2 separate regions of the Homo sapiens genome follow, and region 2 is linked to region 1. Evidence: chromatin contacts called from ENCODE Hi-C or POLR2A ChIA-PET data. All regions are on one chromosome and are shown on one strand. The core of a region is the stretch at or near the end of the contact, and the rest is flanking DNA. Distances in the headings are between cores, read along the strand shown.

Region 1 (7,166 bases), core at 3,492-5,991:
GCTTATTCCCATTGCATCCCTGTGTCAAAACATCTCATGTACCCCATAAATATAAGTACCTACAATGCACCCACAACATTAAAAAAATTTAAAAACAGCAAATGGATGTGTGCCTCTCTTTGGTGACAATTGGGAAGATGAAAGATAAGAGACTTTACCATTTGACAGCTAACCCAGTCAGTAAGGAAAAACCTAAGGGACAGTGAGGGGTGACAGCCACCAAATAAGAGGAATGTGAACCCCATGTCTGAGGCTGTGGTGCTATTTAAAAAAAAAAAAGTAGCACATGAATAGCAGGGCAGGTGCTGAGATGGGACTCTGGGTCTGAGCAGTACAAAATGCAGTGTGCTCTTGCTTATTTTTGCTGCTTTTGAATTCTGCTCACTGTCACTTTAGAAGCAGGAGGCCTTTGGCTTGAATCTGGGTGTTTTCCACAACCTCACTAAATTACTCAGTTTTAAAAGAAACCCAACTTCTCAAATTTTTTTTTTTTTACTTGAGCAGGTTTCTATTCTAAAAACAAAAAAAGCTTTAGATTTAGAATTTTTTGATGAAGCAAATGTAAAATGATTCAAACAAATACTAGGGCTTTATGCACACCAAGAAGCCTTTTTGAGCCTGCTCTGAATAAGCAATACATCAGGGCCAGGTGCTCTGAAGAGTAAGGCTGAGAGTCTAAAGACAGGGTGATGTCTAGACATGCTGCCAAAAAAGTGAGTTTGAGAACTCTATTAGTGTCATAACTGGTGTGACCTAGCATGAGACTCCTTGGTCCCTTAGCCTACAGATTCATGGAAGAGGGATTGGGAAAATATCCCAGCTGTAGTATCTAGTCTCTGCAAGACCTTTGGGAAGTACAGAATGAAGCACAGAGATTCAGGACAAGTTGTTTGGTTTTCTGCAGTACCTGATTGGTGGCCCTATGGAAGTTTAGGTACAGAAACCTATCTTGTCTGGAAGGACCTTGCTGTACATAGTGTACATGGCCCAGAGCTCATGGTGGAGAACGGAAGGGCTGGGAAGGGCCAAGACCTCTTCTAGGGATGTGGGCAATATGCCAAAGGGTAGGGACAAGCTGAGATCTGGAGGCCATGTTGCTTTTCAGGGATCACTTTTGGGTCTGTGGCTGCAATTCTAATGCCATCTATTGCCAGTTTGCCCAGATGCCTTAATACTCTTACCTGGTTCCTTTCTGCTTATTTTCATCCTAATGTTAGGCCTTTGGTTATTCAATAATGATTTTGTTGCTAAATTACAGTATGCCTACTCATAAAAATATGTTATCATACTAATGTTCTGAGCTTATAAAAATCCAATTTGCCAACTTGTTTTTACTGTTTTAAATACACCCTAGCAATAGCCTATGACAGAGAATCCTACGGCAGTTCAATGGCTTAAAATTCTGGGTTGGTAATCCTATTTCACAGCTAAGATTCAGAGAGGTAAAGTTACTCTTCCAAGGCTACACAGTCAGTAAATTGCCAGTAAAGGACATAGTCACCATATGACCTAGGTATTTTATTCTTAGGTATTTACCCTTGCGAAATGAAACAAAGTCTATATCTGTACAAACACTTGCATGTGAATTTTCATAGCAGCTTTATTTGTAATACTTCTCAGCAATAAAAAGGAACAATCTGTTGATACATACAACAACATGGTCATATCTGAAAAACATTAGCTGAACGAAAAAAAAACCCAGACACAAAAGAGTACATATTGTTGTGACTGGGCGTGGTGACCCATGCCTGTATTCCCAGCACTTTGGGAGGCCAAGGCTGGCGGGTCACTAGAGGTCAGGAGTTTGAGACCAGTCTGGCCAACATGGTGAAACTCCGTCTCTACTAAAAATATAAAAATTAGCTGAGCATGGTGGTGCGCACCTATAGTCCCAGCTACTTGGGAGGCTGAGGCACGAGAATTGCTTAAACCCGGCAGGTGGAGGTTGCAGAGAGCCAAGATCGTGTCACTGCACTCCAGCATGGGTGACAGAGCGAGATTCCGTCAAAAAAAAAAAAAAAAAAAGAGTACATATTGTCTAATTACAATTATATGAATCTCTAGAAAATACAAATCTAATTTACAGTGATAGGGAATAGATCAGTTATTACCTGGGGCTGGGAGAGGGGTAGGAGATTAACTGGCAAGGGGAACAAGAAAATTTTGGGGAGTGATGGAAATGTTTTATATCTTGGTAACTTTGGTGGTTACATGGGTATATAAATGTGTACAAATTCACTGTACTGAATTTCTTAGAACATGTGCATTTTATAATATGTAACTTATAACAATAAAATTGATTTAAAATTATATTTCTAGTATTAGACCTCAAAATCACAGGTGGGAGTTTCTAAACATACAGATTTCCAGGACTCATGCCAGATCTGATGAATTAGAATCTTTGGCATTGGCACCCAGGCAAGTATTTGCTTGAAAAATTCTTATAGGTGATTCACATGAATATCTCTGGTTTAGAACCACATCTGCAGGTGAAGAAATATAAAGATGAAAATATTTTAAAGTTACATTAAGTATTAATGTCATAAAACAGTTTGCATAACATGATTATATTTTTGTAAGCCCAGAATATATATAAACTCAGAAACTACATAGAAGAAAAACATAAATATTTAGGAGATTTATGGTTATTTTTATGTGATGCCCTTTGCTATTCTGTGTGTTTAAAAATAAAGACCATATCCTACTTTTACAATGAAAAAATTAGTTACTTTTAAATTAGCATAAGAAGGCTTAAAGTGGAGGGACCATGAACTTGGTGGAGGCCAGGATGAAATGGATCAGGAGCACTGCTGAAAGATTTAGTTTTTGATAAAAAGAAATGACATCTGTCCCATGTAGATGGAAGAAAGGTGGCAGTGGGTTAGGTAAAGTGATAGATTTGGGGCCTTATTTATTCTATTTCCTCTCTGAAGCAGGAGATGTGGTCAGCTGCTGAGAAGCGTGGAGGTGGGAGTGGGAGAGGCGTCATATAATTTATACGGGAGTTAATGTCTCTTCAGCCTTGGCTGTCCAGTGTAATTTCAGGGTCTGTGAACTGCTTACAATTGTATTCATGTTTGTGTGCGTGTATTTCTTTGTCTGTAACGTTGATAAGATTCTTAAAAGAGTCTGTGACCAATCACCTCTCAAAGATGAGAATTAGACATAGTCTGCAAGTGGGGCACTCTTAAGTGTTGGCATAAGTCACGGGCTGCTTAACTTTCTGAGGGGTTTGTGATATCGTATTCTGTTGCTTCATCACCACCTCGTGGTCAAATATATGCATTACCAGATTTTGTATCAGGGCAATGGTTTCTTAAATCTGAAAGGAACTTGAGGCATTATATGGTCTAATGCCCCATTAGTTATGAGAATTAATAATTATTATAAAGTTTTCCTTCAAAATATTGAACCAATGTGAATATGTATGAGTGATGAGCCCTGCCAAGCCTAGATAATTACATTTCAAGACTTAAAGGTCTTTGCAGAGGTGATCTCTAAGTTAGTGTTTTTGTGATTTGAAAAGGTCAAAGAGGCTGGACGCAGTGGCTCATGCCTGTAATCCCAGCACTTTGGGAGGCCAAAGTGGATGGATCACCTGAGGTCAGGAGTTCGAGACCAGCCTGGCCAACATGGTGAAACCCTGTCTCTACTAAAAATACAAAAATTAGCAGGGCATGGTGGTGCATGCCAGTAATCCCAGCTACTGGGGAGGCTGAGGCAGGAGAATCGAGTGAACCCGGGAGGTGGAGGTTGCAGTGAGCCGAGACTGCCATTGCATTCCAGACTGGGCAACAGAGCAAGACTCTGTCTCAATAAATAAATGGTCAAAGGGCATTTAAACTTAGTTGCATATTAAGATCACTTAGAGAACTTTGAAAAATTCTGATGCCCAGGCCACACATCATATGAATTAAACTCTCTAAGAGTGAGAGATCCAGACATTGATAGTTTTTCTAAAGTGTCCCCTACCCCAGGTGATTCCACAGAGACACATCTGAGAGCCTCTGCCACAGCAGCTTGCTATTCAAGGTGTGATCCATTGACTAGCAGCATTGGCATCACCTGAGAGCTTGCTAGTCATGCAGAATCTCAGATCCTGCTCCAGACCTCATGAATCAATCTGTATTTTAATAATTCCCAGGTGGTTCAGTTCATATTAAATTTTAGAAGTGCTGCCATGGAGAACAGAATTGGTGTCCAGTAAGTCTGCTGGATATGGAAGGCTGGAATGGTGCCTGGAAGGTGAGTTTCTCATCTTTGATCACATCCAGTTACAGGAAATGCATTATATCTGTGCCTCTGTTAGATAGTTCTAATTTTCAGAAAGTTCTGTTTTGGGTAGATGTCAAAATCTACTCTCTAGTCACTTCTACAAACTGTCCCCGTGTTTTTTTCTAATGTTTGAATGCAGATATTATTCTACTCTTAATTTTCCTTCTTTAAATCTCTCCCTCCTAACCTTCCAGTTTCTTTAGTCCGTGTATGATATTTTTGCAGAACTCTCTTTAGTAATTCTACACTAAAAATGGCTCTTGGGACTGAAAGTGGGATTTTCGATGTGATGTGACATAATGAGTACAGTAGGAAAATGATTCCCCTTCATCTAGAAATTCTGCTAATGTCTCCTTTTTGCTTCCTGAAAATCAGGATATTAGTCATGGTCTTCGTCAAATGCTACATTATAGAGAACCTGTATCCGGCAAACAAATCAACATTGATGGTCCCAGGGCCTCAGATGATTCATATGCTACCACTAATAGTGTCCTGAGCTCTCAGAGAGAGACCAACGTGTGAGTCCTGGGCTGAGGTTTTTTGGACCTTTGTCTCCAGTGCAGCCAGACTCTTGTCCCCAATCCCCTTCTCCTAGGACCACATCCTTTCACAAAGACAGCCCTTCCCTCAGTGTGGCTGACAGGGAAAACCTGCAAAACGCAACTGCTGCCTCTGATCTCACTCTGTCCATTCTGTCTTGCCTTTGACTCCAAACTCAAACTAATGACAACCACTCCTGTTCTTACTGTGGCCTTAGTTCCTCGTGCTTGACCATAATACACCTTGTGTGCCTTGGTGGGGAGCCTTGCTTGTTGTCACAGTCTCTTCAAACTGAACAAACAGCCTATCATGGACCAGTTTCATATCAGTTATCCTTGTTAGAATATTTGATATCAGCATCTCACCCCTTTACTCATCTTTGGGCCTGAAGCTGTTGTGTCTACCAAGGATGTCCCAGCCTAGCTTCCTCTTGGACCATCTGCGTCACTTGTATAGCCATCCAGTCTTCTGGCGCCGATTCCTTCTGGAGCCTTTCAGTGATGACTCATTTACATAACTTTTTAACTCCAGGAATTTAAACTATGTAGGCTCAGCCAACGATTTTTGCTTATAGAGTTCAAATTAGCATCTTGGAGAGAAATTTTTCAGCATTTGTTGAGTTTTGAAAGCTACGTGTATCTTTTAAAGGTAGTTCCTCTTTTATAAATTTGACTTTAAAAATATGTGATCAGAGGCACAAAGATATTTATTTAAGGATTTTAATGGAAGCTACATTTAAATAAAATATAGTATCTAAACTATGATTCCCAATAAGTTGCTCTAGCCAATTAAAACGATGAAGGAGAGTTATATGTATTGACATGACATGGGGCAATATACTCAATATACTGCTAAGTGAAAATGTGAGTTTCAGAATATTATACATTATTTCATTTTGTTTAAAAATATACATATGGTATATAGTCTATATTTATGGTACAGAATTTGTATACATATATTATCTACATATAGCACAGAGCAGGGATTAGCAAACTCTAATCTATGGGTCAAATCCAGACTTCTACCTGTGTTTTTGTAAATAAAGTTTCACTGGATCATAGCCATGCCCCTTTAAAATAGTAAATAAAAATATTTACTATCTGGTCCTTTAAAGTAAAGATTTCCCAACCCCTGCTATAGTAAATATATATACATGTAGTATATAGAAAAATATATAGAATATACAGTATATATAGAAAGCGGTCACCATGTCAAGATAAAGTACCATTTTTATTTTAGGAGACTGAATCTTCTAGAAAATTTCTCATTGCTGTCAGCTTTTGCTTGTGTTATGATTTTGTAGTTTGTGTCATTATTTTTTATTATCTTTAGACATATTGGAACTCAGTAAGTTAATACTAGAAAGACTCCAGAAATTGTGGTTTCAAATGGTAAGAAGATAGTGACACACAGTGGGCAATAGCAGTAAGCTCTGAGAATTCATTCCCCGAGGCACTTAGGTATTTGGATAAAAAGTGTATGACAAGATTATTCCCATAGATGTAAGAGCAATATGGCATTTTGACTATACCAAACTAATTTTATTTCTTCTTAAAACCCCACTAAAAGAATTTCTTTAAAGTTGGAAACTCAGAAAAATTAGAAGAATGGGAAAAGAAACAAAAATATGAAATATGAATAGTAAGTGATTTAACAAAAAATAAAGGTGGACTCTAAGCAATAGTGAGAAAAGAAAATAACCAACTAATATACATAATAGAATCCTTCAAGCCTCTGGAATTTGTGGCACCACACAGGTCTGGAAATAAGGGTTGAAACAAGGGGGTTGGTTGACAGTCTGTTCAAGGATTGAATGGGTCTTCAGATTTGCTCCATCCTCCCCCAGTTACAGGACAAGACTGGAAATTTATTCTCTGGAATGAGTAAAACAGAAGGTCTCTACTCTAAGGGACAGTAGGCACATTTGAAGGTGGGTAGCCTACTAAAAACAGTGTCATTATCTGAATGTGAGCATGCAAAATGACAAGATCACCCAACCCTCTTTCCCTACTTAGCTCTCAGAAAGGTGACATAGTGTGTTGAATCATTACAATTTTCTTTAGACCTAAGGCATTCCCAAGATGGGGTCTATTTTAAAATTATGATAGGCCTGAGCAAACAAGGATGAGCTGGTTACCCAAGCCTTAAAGCACTGGTAGTTAGACCTCCACCTTCTGAGCAGTAGACTGGGAGAATCTTCTCGGCGGAATCTGACCGGCGCAACGGGGAAGACCTGAATGTGTGGGCAGCCAAGTTCTACGACTAAGTGGCCCAGCCAGATCAACCCTGCAGTGAAGCATACAGTAAACAAGTTTTACCTGGGTACTGTTTTGTGTTTTTAGACCCTCTGT
Region 2 (7,166 bases), core at 1,430-3,929, 320 kb before region 1:
AAAGATCTCTGGCCTGGTTCTTTTTCAGGGCTGAGGTGGCACCTTTTCATTCGCTCAGCTGGCAGAGCAAAGCTGATCCCTTGGCAATCCAGTAGTCTTTGGACCGCTTGGAGGGTAACAGGACGGTTACCACAAAATTGGTTGAATGTCCTAATTAAGGATATAGGAAAAAAAGGTTGTTACTTAAGAGAATAACTTCCTCATACAAAGAGAGAGGCTACAAAGAGTCAAGACATCTGGGTTCCAGGCCTGACTTGCCCCTAAAGATGCTGGACAAATAGTCCTTTATGGGTCTGTTTTATGCTCTATAAAATGAAGATTTTAGAACAAATAATTCTTTAGGACTTGTCCAGCTTAGACTTCATAGAATTTTTTTTTTCGAGACAGGGTCTCACTCTATCACCCAGGCTGGAAGTGTAGTGGCGTGATCTCAGCTTGCTGCAACCTCTGCCCTCCTGGGTTCAAGTGATTCTCCTACCTCAGCCTCTTGAGTAGCTGGGACTATAGGTGCGTACCACCATGCCTGGCTAATTTTTGTATTTTTAGTAGAGGCGGGGTTTCACCAGTTGGCTAGGCTGGTCTCAAACTCTTGGCCTCAAATGATCCGCTTGCCTTGGCCTCCCAAAGTGCTGGGATTACAGGCATGAGCCACTGCACCCAGCCTAATAATTTCTTAATAACCAGGATTCAAATGAGTTTCATATCTTGCAACAGTGATGTGTCTCTTAAATCTTTCAATTGGTAGGTTTCCCTCTGCTTCTTTTGCCGCCCCCTTGTAATATATTTGTTGAAACAACCAGACTGTTTGTCCTGTTAAGTTTCCCAGAATCTGGATTTTATGACAGCACTGCTGTGGTGATTTTAAATATATTCCTCTCTTCCTGTAAGGGGTGGTTAGATCTAGAGGCGTGACTACATTCAGGTTTGAGGTTTTTTTTCCCTTTTTTTTTTTTTTTTTTTTTTTTTTTTTGAGATAGGGTCTCATTCTTTTGCCCAGGCTGGAGTGCAGTGGTTTGATTATGGCTAACTGCAGACTTGAACTGGACTCAAGCGATCCTCCTGCCTCAGTCTCCCAAGCGGCTGGGACTACAGGCGTGTGCACCACACCTTGCTAATTTTTGTATTTTTTGTAGAGACGGGGTCTCGTCATCTTGCCCAGGCTGGCAGGTTTGAGTTTTATGGCAAGAATAATTCTTAGGTAGTAGGTACTTCTATCAGGAAGCACATTATGTCTGATTGTCTTTCTTTTTTGGGATATTAGTGGCCATTGATGACTACTACATAGGACTACCCCTCTTTTAAATAGCTGAAAAAGAGTTTCTTTTGATCCTTGTACAAGATGGGGTTTCTGTCACAGTTTCAGATAATGTTAGTTTGTTGGTCCCCTCTCCTTACTGATTTGTAAGAATTCTTTATGCCAGGCTTCTATAGTTTGGATGTTTGATCCCTCCAAATCTCATGTTGAAATTTGATCCCCAATGTTGGAGATGGGGCTTAATGGAAGGTGTTTGGCTGATGGGGGTCAGATCCCTGATGAGTAGATTAATACTCCTTGGAATGGGGGGTGAGCTGTCACTTTATTAGTTCTTGCGAGAGCTGCTTGTTAAAGAGTCTGGCGCCTCCCTCCCATCTTGCCTACTTCCTCTCTTGCCATGGGACCTCTAAACACCAGCTCCCTTTTGTCTTCTGCTATGAGTGGAAGCATCCTGAGGCTCTCACCAGAAGCAGATGCTGGCACCAGCCTGCAGAACCATGAGCCAAATAAACTTTTCTTTAAAGTTACTCAGCCTCAGGTATTCCTTTATAGCAACACAAACACAAACAAAGACAGTTGGATTTTTTTTTTTTAATTGAGATGGGGGTTTCACTATGTTGCCCAGGCTGGTGTTGAACTCTTGGGCTCAAGTGATCCTCCCACCTTAGCCTCCTGAGTAGCTGGGACTACAGACACATGATACCACACCTGGCTAGACAGCTGGATTGTTTTCAAAATAGAAGGTCAGTGATGATTAATTTAGCGCCTCTGTATGTTCAAAACTGTCTTTATTCACTTCCCTTTTGAAAGATGGTTTGGTTGTGTTTTGAATTCTGGTTCAAAGGTATTTTCCCTCAACCCTTTGAAGGTGATTCTCCATTATCTTTTTATATGCACGGTGGATAATGGGAGTTGACTGATATCAATCTGATTCTCATTCTCTGGGATTTCAGTTCCAGCATATATTATACATTGTCTCTTCTCTTTGGTTATTTTGAGCATTTTTTTTTTTTGGTCTCTGACAGTCTTAAGTATCACTTTGGTATATCTAGGTTTCTTTGAAGATTTGATTACTTGTAGGTTGCTAAAAATCATTCCTTCCACTTTGTGAGACCTCACAATCTAATGATTCAAGTGTTTCTTTAGTTTTGGGAAATTACCAGCCATTATTTTTTCAAACATTCTCTCTCCTCCATTCTTTATTTTCTCCTTTCAGGTTACCTAGAAAACAAGAAAAATGTTGCAATTTCTGGCTCCTTCCACAGGGTCACTTCTTTCCCCTCTCACTGTGCTGTATTCAAGGCGATTTTCCCAGTTCATTCTCTCTTCTCATTCTTCAGCTGTCCCTTGGTGTATCTGTTGAGGTGGCTTTCTTTCTGTCTGGTTTCTTTTTTCAGGGCTGTATCTCAGTTTCAGATGCACTCAGAGTTTTGCATCAGGGCTGTCCATTTATTCATTTGTTTATTTACTTATTTATGATGGAGTTTTCGCTCTTGTTACCTAGGCTGGAGTGCAGTGGCCCAATGTTGGCTCACTGCAACCTCCGCCTCCCAGGTTCAAGTGATTCTCCTGCCTCAGCCTCCCAAGTAGTTGGGAATACTGGCACCCGCCACCATGCCTGGCTAATTTTTTGTATTTAGTAGAGACAGGGTTTCACTATGTTGGTCAGGCTAGTCTTGAACTCCTGACCTCAGGTGATTCATCTGCTTCGGTCTCCCAAAGTGCTGGGATTAAAGGGGTGAGCCACCTTTCCCGGCCTATTCATTTATTTTAAAATTTCTTTTATGATGAGTAAAAATGGATTTAGTGAGAAAAAAGAGATTTTCGTGTCTATTCAGGCCGCCATTTTGAAAGTGGAAGTCTCTACTTGTTAAACTCTATTTTCTACTCCTTGGATTCTAATAGAAGCAAGAATTAATTCTATAATATTAATCTATACTCAGAACAAATAGAATTTATAATTACATTTACGAATTTTGTATGTTATAGGTGGCTTCATTTTAAGTCTAGTTTATTGGCCCAAGGGAGATCTTGAGCCAATCACAGCTTAGTGTTTGGACTTTGATTGAAGATTGCATTTGGTCATTATTTGAACTAATCTTAAGAACATCCTCACCTGTGGTTGAGAGTGTTCCTGCCCGGGCTCCTGTTTTATAAAGTGGGCAGTGGTAAAGTGTTGGGCTTGGCTTATAGTTTTGTTGTGGTTCAAAATGCACCACAGGCAGCACTGGATTCATCTGTCCGGGCAATGCATCTTCTATCACCATCTCCTTATCATCCCATCGAGAAGCATCCATGAACATCCCATGAACAAGAACACCATCCTCAGGAGAGGGCAACTGAAAGATACCCACAAGTCTCAAAGTGAGATGGGGGAAAAGGGATCAGCAGGTGTGAGCCACTTCCTATGTCCCACATCCTCACCAGGTAATTCTAAAAAACACTCTATACATTGCTGTTATTATTCACATTTTAGAGAGGTCAATCCTGAGGCTCTGAGAGGCAAAAAAATGTAATAATAATGTGATGACTTTTCCCCTTTTCATGGGAGGTGGAGGAGTACTGAGATCATCGTCTGTTATTCTTAGCAAGGTTTTTCAAGGATTTGGATGCCCTCCTAGAAGACAGATTATATATCTGCAATAATATTTGCAGAGTGCCCATGGACAATTCCTTTTTGTTCTTTCTCTCTTTTTTAAAAATTATGCTTACTTTTAAATGTTTGTATTAAATAAGAAAGAGGGAGAGGGAGAGACCCTGCCCATCAGATTCCTGTGATGTGATTGGATGTCTCCACCGGTGCACACTTTTTTTTTTTTTTTTCCAATTGTGGGCATCTGAGTCATCCTTCCTCAAACCCTGAGTGGATTTGGCCATTTCTGGCCCGAGGTCTTTGGATAATTGGAGCCTCACGTCTGCAGGCAGAGGACTAAGCTGTTTGGATAATATGTAGTGCATTTTATAGTGAATAAAAGGATGGTAAACTAAATTCTTTTTAGCTGGTCTTTGCTTTTTGGTGTCCTAACCTTTCTGTTTCTTGGGTGCAGCAGGATGGGACTTCCTGTTTTTGGGCTGCACATATGTTTATGCAGGTTTGCCTGAAAACTATCCTGCTACCTACTGGGTGTCCACCAACTGGGCATCACCCAGAGGGAGCACCTTTTCCTATGCTGCGCCAAGGCGGCAAATGGGCTGACAGTGGTCTTGCCTGTTTGCAACAGAGATAAAGCTGTTTAAACACATACCCTGTGTTTAGACCAGTATATGTGCTGGTCACATGACACTGGCTGTTTCTTTCACACCACACTACTGGCCTGTCTCCTGGTCTGTTGGTGGCAGACATTTGCTAGGTGGGCCAGGAGACAGGCCAGTTAGACAGTCTGAAGTCTCCCCAGATCTCAGAGATTGTAAGGCATTGTCATGGCTCAGCGCACATGACCCAAGCAGAGACATGGTATGAACTAGGGTGGAGGGACAGAGCCCTGGTGGTCACTGTAAACTTCTGTCTGTCAGAATCAGCCTCTGTGGCAGATGGAGTGTGCTGAGCATGGACCAGGGCAGGCTGGTCCCGGAAAGCTCCGGTGGGGGCTTTTATGTGGGTGTTGCTTTACCTTCCTGGAGCCTCAAGTTTTCCTGACATGGGAAAGTTGACACTCTCTTCTTAAGACAAGAAGGATCTTAAAATAATATGAGGTGCAGACATGTTAACAATTGCTCCAGCACATGCAGCTGGTGAAAGGTAGTGTCAGAATTCAAACTCAGGCTTCTCTCGTTTTTAAACCCTTGCTTTTAACTTCTTGCTATATTGATTCTGTAAGATGAAGAAGGTTACTAAAGGTAGCTAAAAAATAAAAAAAATATTGCTTTAAAAATATTTCTATAACTTAGACTAGTTTAGGCAGTTCCCATCTGGTCATTGCTAATTGGGGAGCTTATCTTGGAGGTGTGATTACTACCCTGCCCTTCCTGCTCCTGCCAATGGGAGGTGGTGGGGGAGTGGGGCATGGAAGGTTGTCTGAAATCTTCAAAGACAGTGGGATAGAAGCTGCTTTGCCATAACAGCCAGGTGGACAATACCTCCATGTCCATGGGCAGTTCTTGTCCAAATTGCACTGTCTTGGCAGCTTCTATCACTGCAGCTTGATCCCGATAGGTGGGAATTACGCTGTATTTGAAACTCAGCTCATCTATAGGCAAATTGTATTTTCGAGCATGATTTTGAAGAGTTCCTGTAATTGTGAAAATCGGAAAGCTGCGTTCAAACAACACTGCTACTCCCCAGGCACTATTCCCCTTCATCCAAACCAGGCTGCCCTGGCATTAGAGAGCCTTCCCACCACAGAGAAGACCCAACTCTTAATACCTTCCTCTGAGTTAGTTCACAGGGTCAGGAAGCCTGCGGGTCATGTTGGGAGGTAAGGGCCCAAGGGATGGACAAGCTCTGGTCCTGGCTGGGAAGGGAGGGAAGGCCAGTGTTCAGTGCATTGCCCTGTCATGAGGGAGACAAACCAGTGAGGCAGTTTCAGAGCCCAATCTCGCTAACTTTAGGATTTTGCCCAGCTTGTTTTATATGGGCTGTTTAATAGGTATTAAGAATGAGAGAGATGAAGGGCTTGGGTAATTAGCATTGAGTTGCTCACAGGCTCTAGCCCCCTCTGAGGCTCTCTAGCCAGATTCCCCAAGAGCTGATGGAGGCACATCAAGAGAATTTCTCAGAGGGAAGGGAGCTGCTCACAGCTGGGGCCTGAGCAGGTGGACAGCAGTTGATGCCCTTGAGCGTGGGTCATATGGGGAACTGAGGCACATTCTGTGTTTGTGGAGGCAGCAGTGCCTGCACTTATGTAACCTGAGAGGGGCAGGGATTAGGTTGTTGGGGAACATCTGCTATCTCTGCCATCTTTCCTCTGCCCCCCACAAGTGAGGAAGAGCACGACCTTGTTAGATTGCCCTATGATCAATAGCCTCATTGCTAGAGCATTAGCAGCCATGTCATTTCCCCAGCACCTCAAAACCCTGTGTATGAGAAGTCATGGCCATTCCTATGGGGTTTTTCTAGAAAGCGCTGGTACCTGTTAGAAATCCTTGAGGAAAGAAGAAACCAGAGATCCAGTAGGACTTAGGCTGTCCTCTTTTGAGCCACAGCTGAAGGAGAAACATATTCATAATAAACGTTATTTCTGGGATGGAATTTGTTTTCTAAAGCAAAGTCCTATTTGGGGAGAGTTTCTCAGGAGGCAGAATCTAAAGCAGCCCTGAGTTAGTCACCACCCCCATTTCACTGCCTGCCGCATTCCCCTTCCTGTTCTGCCAGCCTGATGACTGTGGACACAGAGCCTGGTTATTGTGGGGTATGTGAGAGGGAGACAGCAGCAAAGTTATCTGGGATCTGGACTCATCTTGGTTGGTCTATACCTCACTGTGGGGTCCCATGAATTAGAGCTGAAACCCCAAGGATGCCTGGAATTAAAGTGGAAGGTGGGGATGAGTGCCTAGGGCAAACGATATTATAATCAGTATAAGACTTTTAAAGTGATGCCATTCTGGACATCTCTTTTTCTCTGGGCTCAGATTATCCATCAGTGACTGTGGATATCTTTAGCCAGTGCTTCCTAGGGACCTTAGGCCAACTATGCCATCAGATTCATCAAAACCCAGTGAAAGGAATTTTCTTACATCCACAAATGAGGTCCTCAGGATAAGGTCTTTGACCCATGATCCTAGTGGCTTCAGGGATGGGTAGGCTGTGTTGGACCACAGAGCGGGAACCTGGTTGTTGAGGAAACTGTTATACACTTTTTCCATTTCTTCAGACATCACCACAAATCCAGCGATGGCTTTGTTGAGTGTTTCCAGAGAAGTCTGAAAGAACAAAAAAGGGGTTGGTGGCCTTTGCAGATGTCATTATCCAGTG

Evidence for each region. A loop is a pair of places that touch in the nucleus more often than their neighbours do. ChIA-PET counts read pairs that join two places held with the same protein, here RNA polymerase II (POLR2A). Pooled maps may share reads with other maps.
Region 2: a loop to region 1 is called in a map with no recorded cell type, with 5 times the contacts of the local background. The contact joins two enhancer-like sites. A Hi-C loop is called at or near these places in 1 of 37 single-sample maps with no recorded cell type and 6 of 50 pooled maps. POLR2A ChIA-PET finds 5 or more read pairs at or near these places in 1 of 52 experiments (IMR-90).

The regions. Positions count from the first base shown.
Region 1 is chr2:84,491,831-84,498,996 of GRCh38, reverse strand. It overlaps a transcript of DNAH6 not described here. Among named protein-coding and RNA genes, the nearest start is that of DNAH6, 21 kb to the left of the region's middle. Within about 2 kb of position 4,741, at least 2 of the 41 ENCODE cell types and tissues checked have a DNase peak (open chromatin) inside an H3K27ac peak, as active enhancers do.
Region 2 is chr2:84,812,289-84,819,454 of GRCh38, reverse strand. It overlaps DNAH6 (dynein axonemal heavy chain 6), which reads right to left. Exons shown (of 77, transcript NM_001370.2): 73 at 6,929-7,114; 74 at 6,325-6,397; 75 at 5,333-5,484; 76 at 3,372-3,594; 77 at 1-150. The coding sequence ends at 47. Among named protein-coding and RNA genes, the nearest start is that of TRABD2A, 65 kb to the left of the region's middle. RefSeq lists a silencer at 1,855-2,004 and an enhancer at 2,155-2,204. Within about 2 kb of position 2,679, at least 2 of the 41 ENCODE cell types and tissues checked have a DNase peak (open chromatin) inside an H3K27ac peak, as active enhancers do.